Regions from separate parts of the Homo sapiens genome. Here regions 1 and 2 are each linked to region 3. Evidence: read pairs that join two places in POLR2A ChIA-PET (ENCODE). Cell type or tissue: OCI-LY7. All regions are shown on one strand. Each heading gives the region's core, and the rest is flanking DNA. Links, peaks and the distances in the headings are about the cores only.

Region 1 (3,959 bases), core at 531-3,030, 500 kb after region 3:
CTAGGTGACAGAGCAAGACTCCATCTCAAACAAACAAACAAAAAACATGCTGAGGATTGTGGAACCATATATTGCATGGGGATACCCAAATCTGAAGTCAGTAATTGAACTAATCTACAAGTGTGGTTATGGCAAAATCAATAAGAAGTGAATTGCTTTGACAGATAACACTTGATTGCTTGATCTCTTGGTAAACATGGCATCACCTACATGGAGGATCTGATTCATAAGATCTATACTGTTGGAAAATGCTTCAAAGAAGCAAATAACTTCCCATGCTCCTTTCAATTATCCTCTCCACGAGGTAGAATGAAGAAAAAGACCACCCATTTTGTAGAAGGTGGAGATACTGGCAACAGAGAGGACCAGATCAACAGACTTATTAGATGAACTAAGGTGTCTACCATGATTATTGTTCTAATGTTTTCAGTTAATAAACAGTAACTGCTCTCAAATTGAGAAAAAAAAAAAAAAAGTCCATGCGCGGTGGCTCACACCTGTAATCCCAGCAGTTTGGGAGGCCAAGGCAGGTGAGTCACGAGGTCAGAAGATCGAGACCATCCTGGCTAACATGGTGAAACCCCGTCTCTGCTAAAAATACAAAAAAAAAAAAAAAATTAGCTGGGCGTGGTGGCGGGTGCCTGTAATCCCAGCTACTCAGGAGGCTGAATCAGGAGGATCGCTTGAACCCAGGAGGTGGAGCTTGCAGTGAGCCAAGATCGCACCACTGCACTCCAGCCTGGGCGACAGAGCGAGACTCCATCTTAAAAAAAAAAAAAAAGAAGTGAGAATACACAGGAAAGGTATGTGACTCAGCCTTTGGGGTTGTGGGAAGAATTCCACAAAAAGGAGATATCTTGGCCAGGCACAGTAGCTCACGCCTGTAATCCCAGCACTTTGGGAGGCCGAGGCAGGTGGATCACCTGAGGTCAGGAGTTCGAGACCAGCCTGGTCAACATGGCGAAACCTCGTCTCTACTAAAAATACAAAAATTAGCTGGGCGTGGTGGCACGTGCCTGTAATCTCAGCTACTGGGGGGGCTGAGGCAGGAGGATTGCTTGAACCTGGGAGGCGGAGGTTGCAGTGAGCCGAGATTGTGCCATTGCACACCAGCCTGGGCAACAGAGCTAGACTCCATCTCAAAAAAAAAAAAAAAAAAAAGGAGATATCTTTTTTGTTGTTGTTGGAGATGGGGTCTCACCCTTTTGCCTAGGCTGAAGTGAAGTGTAGTGGCTCAATCTCGGCTCACTGCAACCTCCACCTCCTGGGTTCAAGCGATGCTCCAGCCTCAGCCTCCCGAGTAGCTGGGAGTAGGTGCGCACCACCGTACCAGCTAATTTTTGTATTTTTAGTAGATGTGGGGTTTCACCATGTTGACTAGGCTGGTTTTCAACTCCGGGCCTCAACTGATCTGCCCGCCTCAGCCTCCCAGAGTGCTGGGGATTACAGGCATGAACCATCGTGCCCCACCCAAAGGGGAGATATCTAAGCTGCGTTCTCAAAGAGGACTTTGTGTCAGCCAGGTACAGAGTGTCAGAAGGGCACTCACGGCTGGGGAACAGAGATGCCCAGGTATAACATAAATCACACAGAAAAATGTTTGAGTTGGGGATGGGATGAGGCAAGAGGTGAGGCAGCAGAATAAAGCAAGAAGGTCCCCAAGGACTTCATACACCGGGCTCAGATTTGTGCATTATAATTTCTAAAAATGGCTTCAGATAAAACTGAACAATTCATTTCTCCCAAAGCATCTCAGCTGAAGCTCAGGCTTTATTTTGTAAAAAAGGTTTGTACATTTTGGAAGGCTGATTTCCTGGCAGATGGGACTAACGCGCTTCAGGAAGGTGTAGGTTTCTAGACACACGAAGTTACTTCCTGGACTAGCAGCAGGGCTAAGAGCCAGTGACTTGCAATATATACCCTAGGGGAAAGCAGGTGCCTGTCACCACCTAGATATGGCTTCAGGTGAAGATTTTTGTGTGTGTGTGTATTCAGCTCCCAACCTTGTTTGATCACTCAATGGAACAGGTAGCTGAATGTGACCACAGCTTATGATGGAACCTACTGACCTGGAAAGAAACCAGCATGCTGAACCACTACCTTATAAACCCTTGAGCACAACCTTCCTCCCTCAGTTTTTGCAACAATGACCCTACTTTACCCTCAGGGACTCTATTATCTCAAGTTTTCTCCAAACAACTCTACTTTCGTCTTTGTACCTTGTATTAATATTTTAGTTAACAGGACTTTTTCTCCAGACAAATTTGTATCTTACCTTACAGGGAAATAAAACATTTTACTTTTGGCACTAGAAAAAAATATGTAAATATATGTGTTTAAAAAAAAAAAAAGTGGGCCGGGCGTGGTGGCTCACGCCTGTAATCCCAGCACTTTGGGAGGCCAAGGCGGGCGGATCACAAGATCAGGAGATCGAGACCATCCTGGCTAACACGGTGAAACCCCGTTCCTACTAAAAAATACAAAAAATTAGCCGGGTGTGGTGGCAGGCGCCTGTAGTCCCAGCTACTCCAGAGGCCAAGGCGAGAATGGCGCGAACCCGGGAGATGGAGCTTGCAATGAGCCGAGATTGCGCCACTGCACTCCAGCCTGGGCGACAGAGTGAGACTCCATTTCAAAAAAAATAATTAAAAAAAAAAAAAGAAAGAACAAATTTTAAAAAGCAAGAAAACATCTTATAACCTTTAGTGTTGGCCTTGCTGCTAGAAAACGTAAGTCTAAACATATTGCTGTGGCCGGGTGCAGTGGCTCACCTGTAATCTCCGCACTTTGGGAGGCCGAGGCAGGCGGATTACCTGAGGGCGGGAGTTCCAGACCAGCCTGACCAATATGGTGAAACCCTATCTCTACTAAAAATAAAAAAAATTAGCCAGGCATGGTGGCATGCGCCTTAGTCCCAGCTATTTGTGAGGCTGAGGCAGGAGAATCACTTGAACCCAGGAGGTGGAGGCTGCAGTGAGCCAAGATCGCGCCACTGCACTCCAGCCTGGGCGACAGAGGGAGATTCCGTCCCAGAAAAAAAATAAATAAAATAAAAAACATATTGGTCACATGAAGCAACTTTTTAATTTTTTAATTGTTTATTTTTTTGAGATGGGGTCTTGCTCTGTTGCCTAGGCTGGAGTGCAGTGGTGCAATCATAGCTTACTGCAGCCTCCAACTCCTGGGCTCAAGTGATCCTCCCACTTCAGCCTCCTGAGTAACTGAGACTACAGATGTGCGCCCCCATGCCCAGCTAATTTTTGTATTTTTTGTAGTAATAGGGTCTCACTTTGCTGCCAGGCTGGTCTCAAACTCCTGAGCTCAAGCCATAGAGCTCAATATACCATCCATCCCTGCATAATTTCTTTATATACTTAGGTACTGCCTTCAAGTCCAGTTTCTTTCTAGAAAGCAGAGAAACGCAACCCTCTCCCCAGGGCATTGCTTTCTTCTACAGATATCCAGTAGAAAAGGCTTTCTGGGCTGGGCGTGGTGGGTCACACCTGTAAATCCGACCTTTGGGAGGCCAAGGCGGGCGGATCACTTGAGGTCAGGAGTTTGTGACCAGCCTGGCCAACATGATGAAACCCCATCTCTACCAAAAACACAAAAATTAGCTGGGTGTGGTGGCGTGTGCCTATAATCCCAGCTCTTCAGGAGGCTGAGGCAGGAGAATCGCTTGAACCCGGGCGGCGGAGGTTGCATGGCGCCACTACACTCCAGTCTGGGTGACACAATGAGACTCCGTCTCAAACAAACAAACAAACAAAAATGCTTTCTGGTGGGTGAGTGGGAGGAGGAGGTGATTATTCTTTTCCTGGGGGTCTGGACCATTAAGTTCCACAGTCATTAGGTTCCTCTTGCCGGCAGCCTTATTCCTTCTTTGCGCTTGCATTCCCAGACTCTACATTTACTCTACTAAGAAGTGTGGTTCTCTCCTTCCTCAGGCAGCTGCCTTT
Region 2 (3,959 bases), core at 531-3,030, 1.7 Mb before region 3:
AAGGACCCAGGAGGATGAGATGTCACAGCTTCTGAGGCTTAGCAAGGTTTAGGGAGCCCATGGGTGGCCATGGCTGGGGGTGGGGGTCCAGGAGAGGTGGGATGGGAAGAGCAGGCTGTCCCCACTGGCACCTGTGTTATTGCTGTCACTGCCGCTGCCGCCCGGGGATTCCAGGGTCTGCAGAAAGGTCTCTAGCGGGACGTGGATCAGGGATTCTCTGACGGCATCTCGACCTCGGCTGTGGGGGGCTGTCACCACTGCACCCACGGCTGTCGTCTCTGGGGGGCGGGGCAGGTCGACTGCTGGGGAAGTGGCAGGTAAGATGCACGTATCTTTATCTGTCCACCCTGAGTGTGCCCCTCCTTCAACCCTGTCCCCCTACCTACCATCAGTCAGGAGCTCACAGCTGCAGGAGGCCACGCGGCTGGCCAGACAGCCTCCTCGGGTACAGGAGAGCTCGGTGTCTTCCTCACTGTCACTGTGGAGACAAGAAATGGAAACCATGTCCTGCCGTGGGACTTGGACTCGGACCACAGGCTACTTATGTGGCCAGGCAGTGGCTGGCAGTCCCATGGCCCAGCATCTAGGCCTCCTGGCTCTGGTCACCTCCCTCTGCCTCCATGTCCCTCTGTCCCACCCTACACTGGCTCTGTGGCCACCGTGTGATTGACCAGGCCACTGTTGGGGCTCAGAAAACAATACCGCAAAACAAAGTCCTCAGCAGCAGCCTCGAACAAAAAAGTTTTTCTCTGACCTTCTCCTGCCTACTTGTCTCTCAGTCCTCTTCTCCCCAGAGGCACCAGAGAAACAAAAGTCCCTTTTTCCCAAGGTGGGTCACAGAAACCAGAACCCCTTTTCCCAAAACGTAGTCATAAAACCTAAAAATATTCTTTTTTTTTTTTTGAGACGGAGTCTCACTCTGTTGCCAGGGCTGGAGTGCAGTGGCGCGATCTCGGCTCACTTTGCCTCTGCCTCCTGGGTTCAAGCGATTCTCCTGCCTCAGCCTCCTGAGTAGCTGGGATTACAGGCATCTGCCACCATGCCCGGCTAATTTTTTTGTATTTTTAGTAGAGATGAGGTTTCACTGTGTTGGCCAGGCTGGTCTCAAACTGACCTCGTGATCTGCCTGCCTCGTCCTCCAAAAATGCTGGGATTACAGGCGTGAGCCACTGCGCCCGGCCAACCTAAAAATATTCTATGTAAAAACTTGTCATAAAGAAATTATCCAGCCAGGCACAGTGGCTCATGTTTGTAATCCTAGCATTCTGGGAGGCTGAGGTGGGAGGATCACTTGAGGTCAGGAGTTTGAGATCAGCTCGGGCAACATAGCGAGACCCCCATCTTTTTTGTTTGTTTGTTTGTTTTGAGATGGGAGTCTTGCTCTGTCACCCAGGCTGGAGTGCAGTGGCACGATCTCAGCTCACCGCAACTTCTGCCTCCCGGGTTCAAGTGATTCCCCTGCCTCAGCCTCCTGAGTAGCTGGGATCACAAGCATGCGCCACCATGCCCAGCTAATTTTTTTTTTTTTTTTGTATTTTTTGCAGAGATGGGGTTTCACCATGTTGGCCACGCTGGTCTCAAACTGGTGATCTGCCCGCCTTGGCCTCCCAGAGTGTGGGGATTACAGGCGTGAGCCACTGCACCTGGCCGCAAGAACACGTCTTTTTTTTTTTTTTTTTTTTTAGACAGAGTTTTGCTCTTGTTGCCCAGGCTGGAGTGCAATGACGCAATCCTGGCTCACTGCAACCTCTGCCTCCCGGGGGTTCAAGCAATTCTCCTGCCTCAGCCTCCCGAGTAGCTGATATTACAGGCATGTACCACCACGCCCGGCTGATTTTGTATTTTTAGTAGAGATGGGGTTTCTCCATGTTGGCCAGGCTGATCTCAAACTCCCAACCTCAGGTGATCCGCCCACCTTGGCCTTCCAAAGTGTTGGGATTACAGGCATGAGCCACCGCGCCCGGCCCTGAGAATCTCATCTTAATAAAAGAAAATTAGCTGGGCGTGGTGGTGAGGCAGGAGGGTCAATGGAGTCCAGGAGTTGGAGGCTGCAGTGAGCTGTGATCATGCCCCACTGCCCTCCTGCTTGGGCAACGGAGCAGAAAAAAAAAGTAAAAACAAAAGGAAAGAAAGAAACGGAAGAAGGAAAGGAAAGCAAGAAAGAAAGAAAAAAAGAAAGAAAGAAATTACCCAATCTGCCTGGTTTGACTGTAGGTCATAAGACCCCCATTCAAGATAGGGTTCTGTCCCACACCCAGAAGGAAGGAATGCTACTCAGAGAGGCCAAGAAGAATCTGGACAGACAGGCCTGGCTGGGTCCCCTGCTCAGTCTATTCCCTTTAGATCCTACCCTTTGTATCCAATCCTCTTTCTACACTGCTGTCCATACTTTGCTGAACCTAAGCATAAAAATGGACCATTTCCCTGTATCCTTTTTTTGAGACAGAGTCTCCCTCTGTTGCCCAGGCTGGAGTGCAGTGGTGTGATCTCGGCTCACTGCAACCTCTGCCTCCCAGGTTCAAGTGATTCTCCTGCCTCAGCCTCCCAAGTAGCTGGGATTACAGGTGCATGCCACCACCAGGCCCAGCTAATTTTTGTATTTTTAGTAGAGATGAGGTTTCACCATGTTGGCCAAGCTGGTCTCAAACTCCTGACCTCGTGATCCGCCTGCCTCGGCCTCCCAAAGTACTGGGATTACAGGCATGAGCCACCATGCCTGGGATTTTTTTTTTTTTTTTGAGACTGAGTCTCACTCTGTCACCCAGTGGAGTTCAGTGGTGCAATCTCAGCTCACTGCAACCTCCGCCTCCCAGGTTCAAGCAATTCTCCTGTCTCAGCCTCCTGAGTAGCTGGGATCACAGCGGGCCCGCCTCCACCTCCAGCTAATTTTTGCATTTTTAGTAGAGATGGGGTTTCCCCATGTTGGCCAGGCTGGTCTCGAACTCCTGACCTCAGGTGATGTGCCTGCCTCAGCCTCCCAAAGTGCTGGGATTACAGGCGTGCACCACCACGCCCAGCCCTCCCCTGTATCTTTGAGTCTTCATTCTGAAGGCTCCTATGTATACACGTTAAATAAATTTACATGCTTTTTCTCCTATTAATCTGCCTTGTGCAGCTAAGCACTGTGGCTCATGCCTGTAATCCCAGTGCTTTGGGAGGCCGAGGCAGGCGGGTCTCTTGAACCCAGGAATTCAAGACCAGCCTGGACAACATAGCACGATCCCGATCCCGTCTCTAAAAAAAAAAAAAAAAAAAAAAAGGCCAGTTGCAGTGGCTCACGCCTGTAATCCCAGCACTTTGGGATGATGAGGTTGTCAGATCACCTGAGGTCAAGAGTTCGAGACGAGCCTGACCACCATGGGGAAACCCCGTCTCTGCTAAAAATATAAAAATTAGCTGGGCTTGTTGGCAGGTGCCTATAATCTCAGCTACTTGGGAGGCTGAGGCAGGAGAATTGCTTGAACCTGCGAGGTGGAGGTTGCAGTGAGCTGAGATTGTGCCATTACATTCCAGCCTGGATGATGGAGCGAGACTCCATCTCAAAAAAAAAAAAAAATTAAGCCAGTCATCGTGGCATGTGCCTACAGTCCCAGTTACTTGGGAGGCTGAGGCAGGCAGATCAGTCGAGCCCAGGAGGTCGAGGCTGCAGTGAGCTTGATTGCACCACTGTACTCCAGCCTGGGTGACAGAGCAAGACCTTACCTCTAAAAAATAAAATAATAAAATAAAAATAAATAAATAAATTTGTATGCCTTTTCTCTCATTTATCTGCCATTTGCAAATTGATTTTCCACTGAAACTTCAGAAAGCCCAGGGGAAGGCTCTCTCTTGGCCCGGATACCACTGAGTGGACAGTCCCCACTGAGGGCCCATGATCCCTGCCCACTATCCTTGAGGGGCTGGGCTCCTCCTGGGATCCCGTGCAGACCCTCAGAGGGTGGGAAGGTTTCTCTCCCGAT
Region 3 (3,959 bases), core at 893-3,392:
GGTTGCAGTGAGCCAAGATTGCGCCATTGCATTCCAGCTTGGGCAACAAGAGTGAAACTCCATGTCAAAAATAATAATAATAATAATAATAATAATTTTTTAAAAAAGAAAAATAAAAAATTAGCCCAGTATGGTGGTGCATGCCTAGAGTCCCGGCTATTCAGGAGGCTGAGGCAGGAGGATGGCTTGAGCTTAGGAGCTGAAGGTTGCAGTGAGCTATGGTCATGCCACTGCACTCCAGGCTGGGTGACAGAGTGAGACCCTATCTCCAAAAAAAGAAAAGAAAAGGGGCCGGGCGCCATGGCTCATACCTGTAATCCCAGCATTTTGGGAGGTGAAGGTGGGCTGATTGCCTGAGGCCAGGAGTTTGAGACCAGCCTAGCCGACATGCCGAAACCCTGTCTCTACTAAAAAAATACAAAACTAGCTGAGTGTGGTGGTAGGCGCCTGTGGTCCTAGCTACTCAGGAGGCTGAGGCAGGAGAATCACTTGTACCCAGGAGGCAGAGGTTGCAGTGAGCTGAGATTGCACGACTACACACCAGCCTGGGCGACAGAGCGAGACTCCGTCTCAAAAAAAAAAAGAAAGAAAGAAAGAAAAAAGAAAAGAAAAGTGTGTAAAGAAAGACTATAACCAGGATCCTGATTTAGATTGCAGTTCAGGGAAGGCTTCGTTGAGGAACTGACGAGTCTAAACTGCCAAGATGAGTAATTTGCCAGGCAAAGAGACTGTGGAAAAACATTCAGGCTGAGATTCACCATTTGCGAAGGGTCTGAAATGTGAAGATGGTGGCCTCTTGGAGGAAGGGAAAGATGGTCCATGTGGCCGGTGAGGTGGATGTAGCTCAGGCCCTAAAGGGCCTTACTGGCTACTTTAACTGTTTTGAATTGAATTTTCCTGCCTCATCCCTGAGTGATCCTCCCCACTCCCCTCCCCATAAGCACCTTATCTCACGCTTTTGATGTGTAGCTTTAAATACACATATGGGGCGGGTCGTCATGGTTCATGCCTGTAGTCCCAGCACTTTGGGAGGATCGCTTGAGGCCAGGAGTTCAAGACCAGCTTGGGAAACACAGCAAGACTTCTCGTCTACAAAAAATTTTTAAAAATCAGCGGTTGGTGGCGTACACCTGTAGTCCCAGCTGCTCAGGAGGCTGAGGCGGGAGGATGGCTTGAGCCCAGGAACCGGTGATTCCCCTGAGTACCTTGGTGTAAAGTGTCTCCATGAGGCCCACGTGGAGGATGGGGGAGATGAGGAGGGTCTGCTGCCTGCCCAGTTAGCTCTTTCGAAGGAAAGTGTTTGGGTGCTGTGTGTGTGTGTGTGTGTGTGTGTGTGTGTGTGTGTGTGTGTTGACGTCGGGAGGAACGAGGTTGGGGGAGAGAGTTTGGCTTGAGCCGGGAAGAACCTACAGGATGATGGGCAGGACCCCCAGCTATGGGAAGTCAGGTTTTAAGCAGAGTGAGGTCCTGAGAGTCTCCGGCGCCGCCCTGGTGGTGATGGGAGAAAATGGGTCCGCGGAGGGCCCTGCACTGCGGCTCGCGCCTGTAATGCCAGCACTTTGGGAGGCCGAGGCGGGCAGATCACCTGAGATCAGGAGTTTGAGACCAACCTGGTCAACATGGTGAAACCCGTCTCTACTAAAAATACAAAAATTAGCCGGGCGTGATGGCACGTGCCTGTAATCCCTGATACGAGGGAGGCCGAGGCAGGAAAATGGCTTGAACCAGGAAGGCGGAAGTTGCAGAGAGCCGAGATTGGTCCACTGCACTCCAGCCTGGGCGACAGAGCGACACTCCGTCTCAAAAAAAAAAAAAAAAAAAAAAAAAAAAGCGTCCGCGGGGAGCGCTCTTTTCCTAAACTCAGGAACCCCTCGCCGCCCCTGCCCCTGGCGACCCCACGTCTCTGGCATCCTTCCCTCTTCCCTCCCTCTCCTCCGGGCGCCCAGAAAAGTCCCCACCTCTCCCCGCTTAGGCAAACCAGCCTTCGGGAACGGGTGGCAGGCTCGGCCGGGATGGCCGCTCTGACTCAGGACATTCGCGCGGCGCTCTCCCGCCAGAAGCTGGACCACGTGTGGACCGACACGCACTACGTGGGGCTGCAATTCCCGGATCCGTGAGTGCGCGCGCGGGCGGGGGGCGCGCGGGGAGGGGGACGCGGCTCGGGGCGCTCACCAGCCCCGCTCCCCAGGGCTCACCCCAACACCCTGCACTGGGTCGATGAGGCCGGGAAGGTCGGAGAGCAGCTGCCGCTGGAGGACCCTGACGTCTACTGCCCCTACAGCGCCATCGGCAACGTCACGGTGAGCACCCCCTGCCCGCTCCTAGGATGGGGCGCGGCACGAGCCCTTTCCTGGGTCTCGAAGGAGGGACGCGGGGAGCGCGCCTCACCGTCCTCGTGTCCCCAGGGAGAGCTGGTGTACGCCCACTACGGGCGGCCCGAAGACCTGCAGGACCTGCGGGCCAGGGGCGTGGATCCAGTGGGCCGCCTGCTGCTGGTGCGCGTGGGGGTGATCAGCTTCGCCCAGAAGGTAAGTGTCCCTGGACAGAGGGAGGGCTTGAGCCCGGGAACCGGAGGGTCGGACTGCCAGTGAGAATCGTTCAGGGTGCTGTGAGAGGGAGACAGGAAAGAACCATGTGGCTGGATGGTAAGAAAATATAAGCTGGGCACGATGGTTCTCACCTGCAATCCCAGCACTTTAGGAGGCCAAGACAGGAGGATCGCTTGAGGCCAGGAATTCAAGGCAACACGGTGAGAACCCCCTCTCTACTAAAAAAAAAAAAAAAAAAAAAGGTTCTTTTTTTTTTTTTTTTAGTTAGCTGGGCTGGTGGCACATGCATGTGGTCCCAGCTACTCCGGAGGCTCCGGTGGGAGGATCGCTTGAGCCCAGGAGTGCCAGGCTGCAGTGAGCTATGATCGCGCCACTGCACTCCAGCCTGGGCAAGAGAGACTCTGTCTCAAAAAGAAAAAAAAAAAAAAGAGAGAGAAACAGAGAAGGGAGGGAGGGAGGGAGGAAGGAAGGAAGGAAAATGTTGGCTGGTCTGGGAATTGAATCAGAAGGAAAAAAGAAAATGTTGGCTGGGAACAAATTGGGTGTTGGGGGAAATCAGATGGGGAAGGGAACAGAAACATGGGGTACCCTGGAGCCCGGTGGGGTTTGAGGGCTGCCTAGGAGCTGCTGAGGTTGGGAAGACACAGGCCAGGTAGTGCCCCCACATCCTCTCCGTGGGATGGACAGTTGCAAGCAAAGGCCTTGCCATTTCCTGGTTTCTCCTGCCCTTATGAATCGGGTTTTTTTCTGGGAGGAGTCCTCTAGTCACCTTCCTCCCCAGGTGACCAATGCTCAGGACTTCGGGGCTCAAGGAGTGCTCATATACCCAGAGCCAGCGGACTTCTCCCAGGACCCACCCAAGCCAAGCCTGTCCAGCCAGCAGGCAGTGTATGGACATGTGAGTCTGGGGAGGCTGGTCGTGCTGTTCCCAGGTCCCGAGGCCACACCTTCTTGCTCAGAATAGGGCTGGCATGTTTTTCGTTTTTCCTGGAAGCCCAGCTCGCAGCTTTGCGTGGGCACCCCTTTCCCTGCAGGTGCACCTGGGAACTGGAGACCCCTACACACCTGGCTTCCCTTCCTTCAATCAAACCCAGTTCCCTCCAGTTGCATCATCAGGCCTTCCCAGCATCCCAGCCCAGCCCATCAGTGCAGACATTGCCTCCCGCCTGCTGAGGTGAGGGGAGTGTTGGGGACCAGAAGAGGAGGAAGCAGAGAGAGGAAGGCTGCAGCGAGGCCACAGGGTGATTGTGGGTGAACTAGAAAAAGGTGACTCTTGTTTAAGCCTGCAGTGAGCCATGACTACACCACTGCACTCCAGCCTGGGAGACAGAGAGACCCTGACCTTTTTTTTTTTTTGAGATGGAGTCTTGCTCTGTCTTCCAGGCTGGAGTGCAGTGGTGCAATCTTGGC

What was found. Peaks named below come from ENCODE experiments on the same cell type or tissue, not always from the same donor. Only the 100,000 strongest peaks of a DNase experiment are listed, where the experiment ranks them.
Region 1: POLR2A ChIA-PET joins it to region 3 with 5 read pairs; 1 of 35 experiments calls an interaction of 5 or more read pairs at or near these places.
Region 2: POLR2A ChIA-PET joins it to region 3 with 6 read pairs; 1 of 35 experiments calls an interaction of 5 or more read pairs at or near these places.

What each region holds. Positions count from the first base shown.
Region 1 is chr7:100,136,065-100,140,023 of GRCh38, reverse strand. It overlaps the pseudogene RPL7P60. Among named protein-coding and RNA genes, the nearest start is that of LAMTOR4, 11 kb to the left of the region's middle. RefSeq lists an enhancer at 2,133-2,192. In OCI-LY7, for the core only: no CTCF peak of the experiment used is centred there; a DNase peak (open chromatin) is centred at 1,943; H3K4me3 peaks cover 932 bases; H3K27ac peaks cover 1,356 bases.
Region 2 is chr7:102,310,855-102,314,813 of GRCh38, reverse strand. SH2B2 (SH2B adaptor protein 2) reads right to left here. Exons shown (of 9, transcript NM_001359228.2): 5 at 387-478; 6 at 132-302. Among named protein-coding and RNA genes, the nearest start is that of MIR4285, 20 kb to the right of the region's middle. In OCI-LY7, for the core only: no CTCF peak of the experiment used is centred there; no DNase peak of the experiment used is centred there; H3K27ac peaks cover 1,825 bases.
Region 3 is chr7:100,631,570-100,635,528 of GRCh38, reverse strand. TFR2 (transferrin receptor 2) reads left to right here. Exons shown (of 18, transcript NM_003227.4): 4 at 1,973-2,113; 5 at 2,189-2,300; 6 at 2,406-2,528; 7 at 3,331-3,447; 8 at 3,584-3,723. LOC124901709 (a long non-coding RNA gene) reads right to left here. Exons shown (of 3, transcript XR_007060454.1): 3 at 2,427-2,606. Among named protein-coding and RNA genes, the nearest start is that of TFR2, 8.0 kb to the left of the region's middle. RefSeq lists a silencer at 2,117-2,176 and an enhancer at 2,557-2,676. In OCI-LY7, for the core only: CTCF peaks have their summits at 1,499 and 2,402; DNase peaks (open chromatin) are centred at 1,488, 1,728, 2,048 and 2,408; H3K4me3 peaks cover 1,471 bases; H3K27ac peaks cover 1,120 bases.